Linked DNA regions of Homo sapiens: region 1 is linked to region 2. Evidence: chromatin contacts called from ENCODE Hi-C or POLR2A ChIA-PET data. All regions are on one chromosome and are shown on one strand. Each heading gives the region's core, a stretch centred on a gene start or an enhancer-like site at or near the end of the contact. The rest is flanking DNA. Distances are from core to core; before and after follow the strand shown.

Region 1 (3,363 bases), core at 611-3,110, 3.3 Mb before region 2:
AGCCACACTACCTGCTGCTACACAGGACATAAAAGTGCAAAATTCCACCAGGAAGGGAAACAAAACAGTCTTGAGACAGCCATGTCTCAGAGGTGAAGATTGGAGGAGATTTTAATATAGGGTGTGAATTCCAATTCACATCTCTTCCAACGGGACCTCTTTCCGAAGTCCCGGGAACTAACATTCATCAACACCTCTGACATCCCAGAGGATCGCAACATTCCTGCCAAGGGTTATTACTCCCATTTCCCAGATGAAGAGATTGAGTCCCTGCAGCACGCAATTAGACAGTAGCAGAACCAGAATTTGAACTCTGATCCACCCCGATTCTGGGACCTGTGGAGCTCCAGGTACCGAGAGCTGGCTCTCGCCTGGGGCCTTGGAGTCTGGGTAGCTGGATGCTGGGAGAGGCTGCGGAGGTAAGGGCCCAGGGGCTGAGGTTGCAGCGGCTGCCCGGGAATGCGGCCCTTGCACGCCCACTTTTTAACACAGTGCCATCCCTGACAGACACCCTTGTCCTTTTCCTGTGCTGCCCTTCGTAACACCATAAATAAAGCCTTAGAGTAACGTGACCTGAGCCAGGCAGTAAATGATGGCACTGTCAGTTGTACACGACTGTTGAAACAAACACAGACTGTAATCATCGTGCTGTACGGGGAGAAAGACATTTGGCAAATGAGATTCCATTTTCACATTGGTTTGTGCTGAGCATATAAATTTCCTGCGGGCCGGCCAGCATTGGGGATGTGTAATTGATTGCCTGCATTATAATAAACAAGCTGTGACAGGTGATCATTCATCATATTCCGCTGAACGTTCCAGCACACCAGAAAACGGAGGAAGAGAGGGAACGCGCGAGCAAGGGGAGAGGAGAGGAGGAACCTGGGGGAGGGGAGGGGGTCGGAAAGACCGAGTATTCCCGACAGACAGAAAAACCAGGGGAGGGGCGGGGGAGGGAATCCGCTGAGCGGGCGGGGGAAAGTGAAAGCAATTACTATAATTCTTTTGATTATCTAATTTGTTCTTTCTGGCCTTCGTTATATGACCCTCCCCCCCTCCCCCCACTCCAACATAGAAGGTCCCCCACGGGGACTTGGGAAGGCACAGAGAACGCTCCCTCCACGATCGAGGGAAGGAAGGGGGGAGGCAGGTGGGGGAGGGGCCGCGTCTAGTTGTAACCGGAGTAGATACATTCGGGAAAACCTGGGGGGAGAAGGAGGAGGAGGAGGGGAGGAGCGTGTGCAGGACTTAGCTTTGCTCTTGCACTGAGATGCCTCCAGTCGGATGGATAGGAACCAGCCTCTTTAAATACATTTTTTTAAAGGGTGTCTGAAAAACAAGTGAAAAGTTCCTTTTATTGGAGAAAAAGGACAGCATCCAAGTTGGCATCAGATGTGGTTCCACAAGCCTGTCATATGGTGCTCTCATTCCTCCCCCTCGCTCCCTCCGCCCCGCCCCAGCTCCCACCTCCCCACCCCCACTGCAGCCCCAGCCTCTCTGTCTCTCTCTCTGTGCCCTTGGCCCGGGGCTGGGGGTCGAACAGCAACTGCTGGGAAGCACCCTCCTCTCCAGGAGCTCCCACCTAGACAGACAGAAGGCGGAGGTACACTGGCATATGAAGGACAGAAAGACAAATGCAGAGCTCTCGAGCCAGCACACGCATTAAATAAGTACTTACATTATGCAAAAGCCAAGGGCCTCAACAAGGGGGTGAATGAAGAAGGGGGACAAGGAGGGCTGCGTCCCAGACTAGTTTCCCCAGCTCTCACCCTGCCAATTTCCAGCCCCCGCCTCCCTATCCCGCAAGCGTCCTCCCATTCCCTCCCTGGTACCAAGCGCTTAGAGCAGGTGGGAGCCTCGGACCCAGAAGGCTGGGAGCTGAGGAGGCGTGGCTTGCGCTAACATCGGGGGCGGGGCCTGGCTGGGGCTTAGTCGGGGCGGGGCCCACGCCGGAGGGGGCGGGGCGAGCACAGAAGAAAGAGCGTTAGGGGCTCCTTTGCCACTCGTTGCACGCTGCTTCCCAGAGTCTTCTGCTATTTCATCGTAGCCTTAACAACTGGAATCTGTCGCCTTCGAGATGTTCCTAAAGTCACTGCTTTGGGAGAATCTGTTCAAGGGACCTGCTTTCCAAAAGCAATGACATCAGCCCAGCAACGTGATCTGTGTTGTCCTTGAAGGATTAACAACTCATTTGGGTCTCCCAAGAGCCCTAGGAGGTAGCCAGGGCAGGTGCTGTTGTCCCCGTCTCACAACGACCTATGAAGTGCATGTTGGGGCCTTGATTTTACAGGGGAAGGAACACAGGCACAAAGAAACGAAGTTACTCTCTCGGGATCTGGCAATGAAAAAGTCAAAATTTGAAGCCAGGGGTCTTCTGACCTGTTCTTCAGCATCCCTATGAGAACATATACTTTCTCCCTCCAACACTCTCCTCCCATCCATAAGTGCATACAGGTGCTGAATAGGAGGGGCAGAGTTGAGTCTATATTGAATGATTGTGCATCCAGATCCTCACTAAGCCCTCTTGGTTTTGCCTGACACACGTGGCTCACTGTGTGCCCCCTGGTCCAGGCCACCTGCATCTTCCTCCTGGACCACTGTCCCCGCCTCATCACTGGCCTTCCTCTTAATGCTGTTCTCACTCCCATCCACTACCCACCAGCAGCCATGATGATCAATGATGGTCACCATCCATACCCTGTATCAACTGTCTCTCTAGCGCCATCTTTTTTTTTTTTTTTTTTTTTTTTTTAAAGACATGGTCTCCCTCTGTTGCCCAGGCTGGAGTGCAGCAGTGTGATCGTAGCTCACTGCAGCCTTGAATTCCTGGACACAAGCAATCCTCCTGCCTCAGCTTCTTGAGTAGCTGGGACCACAGGTGCTTGCCCCCATGCCCAGCTAATTTTTATTTTTATTTCTGTAGAGATCAAATCTCATCATGTTGCCCAGACTAGTCTTGAACTCCTGGCCTCAAGCTTCCCCAGTTGCTGGGGATTACAGGTGTGAGCTGCCACACCTCTTGCCTTAGCTTCCCCAGTTGCTGGGATTACAGGTGTGAGCTGCCACCATCTTTTTTTTTTTTTTATTTGTTTGTTTTGTTTTGTTTTTTGGAGGCAGAGTCTCATTCTGTCATCCAGGATGGAGTGCAGTGGCATGATCTTGGCTCACTGTAACCTCTGTCTCCCAGGTTCAAGTGATTCTCCTGCCTCAGCCTCCCGAGTAGCTGGGATTACAGGTGCCTGCCACCACGCCTGGCTAATTTTTGTATTTTTAGTAGAGACAGGGTTTCACCATGTTGGCCAAGCTGGTCTTGAACTCCTGACCTCAGGTGATCCACCCACCTTGGCCTCCCAGACTGCTGGG
Region 2 (3,543 bases), core at 966-3,465:
TAGGAGAGGGGGAAAGACAGACAATAAACAAATAAACAGGTGCATATAGGGATGTCAGATGGTGATACTTAACCTGGAGAACGAACAGGATAAGGGGGAAGAGATGAAGAAGAATCAGGGTGAGGGATGGGGATGTTATGGGGGGTGTCCATCTGAGACATGGTGTTGGGGGGTGAGCAGACATCCTGGGCAGTAGGTGTTCTTTTTTTTTTTTTTTTCTTTTTTTCTTTTTTAAGAGATGGGGACTTGCTATGTTGCCTGGGCTGGTCTTGAACTCCTGGGCTCAAGCGATCCTCCCACTTCAACCTCCCAAAGTGCTAGGATTACAGGCGTGAGCCCCTGTGCTTGGCCAAGGCAGTAGGTGTTCGTTCAGCAATTGCATCAGAAATCATTAAAGTCCTGGACTTGGGATTTTCGTTTTCCTGGGTTAGTGCTATTAGTTATTTATTGAACATTTTTTACAGCGTGCAGGCTTCTCATTCATCCTGAGGACTCTTGTTTTACAGCTGAGGAAGCCCAAGCTCTGGAGGATTAAATGACCAGCCCAGAGACCCCCAGCAAGGATTTGAACCCAAGTGGGGCTGTGCAAAGCTAGTACTTTTAGCCATTGTACTATGAAAGCAATATAAATTACTGATCTCTGATTGCCCTATAGATTTTTCTGAAACAGTTATTTATTTGTCTATCTATCTTTTGAAACAGAGTCTCATTCTGTTGCCCAGGCCGGAGTACAGTGATGCAAACTTGGCTTACTGCAACCTCCGCCTCCTAGGTTCAAGAGATTCTCATGCCTCAGCCTCCTGAGTAACTGGGGTTAACCTGAGTAACAGGTGCGTACCACCATGCCTGGCATTCTCTCGTATTTTTATTAGAGACGGGGTTTCGCCATGTTGGCCAGGCTTGTCTTGAACTCCTGACCTCAGATGATCCACCTCCCTCGGCCTCCCACAGTGCTGTGATTACAGGTGTGAGCTACCATGCCTGGCCTGAAATAGTCTTTTAACTAAACTTTTTACTTTGTAATAATTGTAGATTTATAGAAAAGTTGCAAAGATAGTACAGAGAGTTCCCGTATGCCCTCCATTCTGCTCCCCCTAATGTTAACATCTTAGATAACCTTGATGTGTTTGTCAAAACCACAAAATTAGGCCCGGCACGGTGGCTCCTGTCTGTATTCCCAGCACTGGGAGGCTAAGGTGGGAGGATTGCTTGAGCCTAGGAGTTCAAGATCAGTCTGGGCAACATAGTGGAGCTCATCTCTATAAAAAGTTAAAAAATTAGCTAGGCATCGAGCACCTATAGTCCTAGCTACTTGAGAGGCTGAGACAGGAGGATCACTTGAGCCCAGTAGGTCGAGGCTGGAGTGAGCCATGGTCACACTATTGCACTCCAGCCAGGGTAACAGAGCGCCTACAAAATTAATGTTGGTACAATGCTATTAACTAAACTTTAGACTAGATTTGGATTTGGATTTGGATTTCTCCAGTTCCACTAATGTCCTTTTTCCACTCCAGAACCCAATCCAGAATACAACATTACATTTAGTGAAACAGTTTTTTAAATTGTATTTCAAAGTTATATTTCACCCACCAATTTTTAAAATCAGTACTTAAAAATGGCCAGGCGTGGTGGCTCAGGCCTGTAATCCCAGCACTTTGGGAGGCAAAGGCAGGTGGATTGAGAACAGCCTGGCAAACATGGCAAAACCCTGTCTCTACTAAAAATACAAAGATTAGCCAGGCGTGGTGGTGTGCACCTGTAGTCCCAGCTGCTCAGGAGGCTGAGGCAGGAGAATCACTTGAACCCAGGAGGCAGAGGTTGCAGTGAGCCGAGATCATGGCACTGCACTGCAGCCTGGGCGACAGAGCAAGACTCTGTCTCAAAACAAATAAACAAACAAACCAAAAAACTTTAAAATCAGTGAAAATGTGCCATTCCTAGTCCTGTTAGTCTTACACTGCATTCTGCCCTGTCCCTGTCCTGCTCAGACATAGGCTGAGGCCTGTGGTTCCGTCGCCCAGGCTGCTTGTCAGTTGGTTTCCTGCTGGTTTTGGCCAAGGGCAGTAGAAAGAAACCAGGGTATTTCTCCTCCCCCACCGCCACCCTTCTTTAATCTGCATTTCCGGCAATGTCTCTAGCTCCTCTGGGAACTGATGGCTGTGGTTCAAACTTCCCCTGGGTGACCCTGGGCCCCAGGCTCACCATCTCTTCATGTGGTGGCTTCCTGCCATTGACAATTGCGGGATGGCTTTGTCTTCCCCTGGTTGGCCTCTCAACTCTCCCATCACTGATGTAACCAGTCTCTGGTTTTAAATCCTTAGAATGCTGTCTGTATGCCTGGCTGGTCCCCGCCTGACACATGTGCCTGAGATGCCTCCACACTTGGTCTTCCTGCCCTTGTGGCCCTAACACCCTCACAAAGCTGAAAACTGCTTCCAGTGAAAGGTTCTGTGTAAAAGCGACAGAGGACCTAAGATGAACTCTTGATGTCAACAGTTGTGGTTTCTGCAGCCACACTAACCACACAGATGTCAGCACAGCTGCACTCACACCTACTTCTTCATTTTGCAGGATGGCCAGAGACAATAAAAGCACGAGACCCAAGTAGTCTACCGAAGTCTCCATCTCTGTGGACCTACAGAGGCACAGAGGGCTGCTCACAAGATGGCTTTAGACATTCTCGCCATGGCCCCTTTGTATCAGGCCCCTGCCATCAACAGAATAGGGCCAAAGACAGACCCATCTAAAAGGCCAGCTGATCCACTAAAACCCTTGGTTCTCTCTAGGACCAAACTCACCACCATTGAGGCCAAAAGGATCATGTCCATCCTGGATGAGGCGATCTACAAGGTGGAGCTGGTGACCTTGCTGTCGTATGTGGCATCCAACAGAGAGGATATGGAGGGGATGCTGGGGGAGGACGTCATGAGGGCAGTGAGAGAGCATGAGGATCTCTGCCAGGTCCTCCTTGAAAACGTCAGGTGCCTGAAAGAGAAAGAAAGGCAATTGCAGGAGCAGAAAGAGGCTGAGGAGGAAGGGTGGCTCAGAGACCGCCTCCTTTCCATAGAGCTGCAGAAATCCAGCCTCTCACCACTTATGCAGCAGATCAAAGACTCCACCAAGAACGTCCTTAGACTCTTGCTCAGCAACCCCCAGGCTGCTAGGCTCCTGCAGATGCAGACACAGGGTAGAAGTGCAGAAGCCCAGAATTTTATTGACAGCCTGATAGAGCTCCGTGGTTTCCTGTTTGAAAAACTACTCACTAGTCCCATGGAAGCGAGGGATAAGGCCCAGTTCTTACAGGATATCAGTAGACAGAATAGTAATAACCAACAAATCATTGATACTCTTGAAAAGGAATTGGCGGAGAGAATGAAGAACAGGAATGCAGAGGTATTGTTTCATAGTATTGCTGAAATTACTGAAGAAGCCACACAAATCTTTTGTTGGTTGGGTTTTTCCTCAATGATTGATTTTTTTTTTAAGATGGAGTCTCGCTCTGTTGTCCAGACTAGAGTGCAGTGGTGTAATCTCGACTCACTG

Evidence for each region. Hi-C counts contacts between places; a loop is a spot of excess contacts on that map. ChIA-PET counts read pairs that join two places held with the same protein, here RNA polymerase II (POLR2A). Pooled maps may share reads with other maps.
Region 1: a map with no recorded cell type shows a loop between it and region 2 (11-fold over the local background). The contact joins the promoter of LINC00173 here to the enhancer-like site in region 2. A Hi-C loop is called at or near these places in 2 of 37 single-sample maps with no recorded cell type and 2 of 50 pooled maps. POLR2A ChIA-PET finds 5 or more read pairs at or near these places in 1 of 52 experiments (GM10248).

Annotation. Positions count from the first base shown.
Region 1 is chr12:116,531,932-116,535,294 of GRCh38, reverse strand. LINC00173 (long intergenic non-protein coding RNA 173) reads right to left here and starts at 1,860. Exons shown (of 3, transcript NR_027346.1): 1 at 1,679-1,860. RefSeq lists an enhancer at 1-485 and silencers at 1,894-1,943, 1,848-2,049.
Region 2 is chr12:113,207,288-113,210,830 of GRCh38, reverse strand. It overlaps DRC10 (dynein regulatory complex subunit 10), which reads left to right. Exons shown (of 5, transcript NM_001330452.2): 2 at 2,572-3,393. The coding sequence starts at 2,665. Among named protein-coding and RNA genes, the nearest start is that of DRC10, 12 kb to the left of the region's middle. RefSeq lists enhancers at 1,823-1,982, 2,133-2,442, 2,653-2,782. Within about 2 kb of position 2,215, at least 17 of the 41 ENCODE cell types and tissues checked have a DNase peak (open chromatin) inside an H3K27ac peak, as active enhancers do.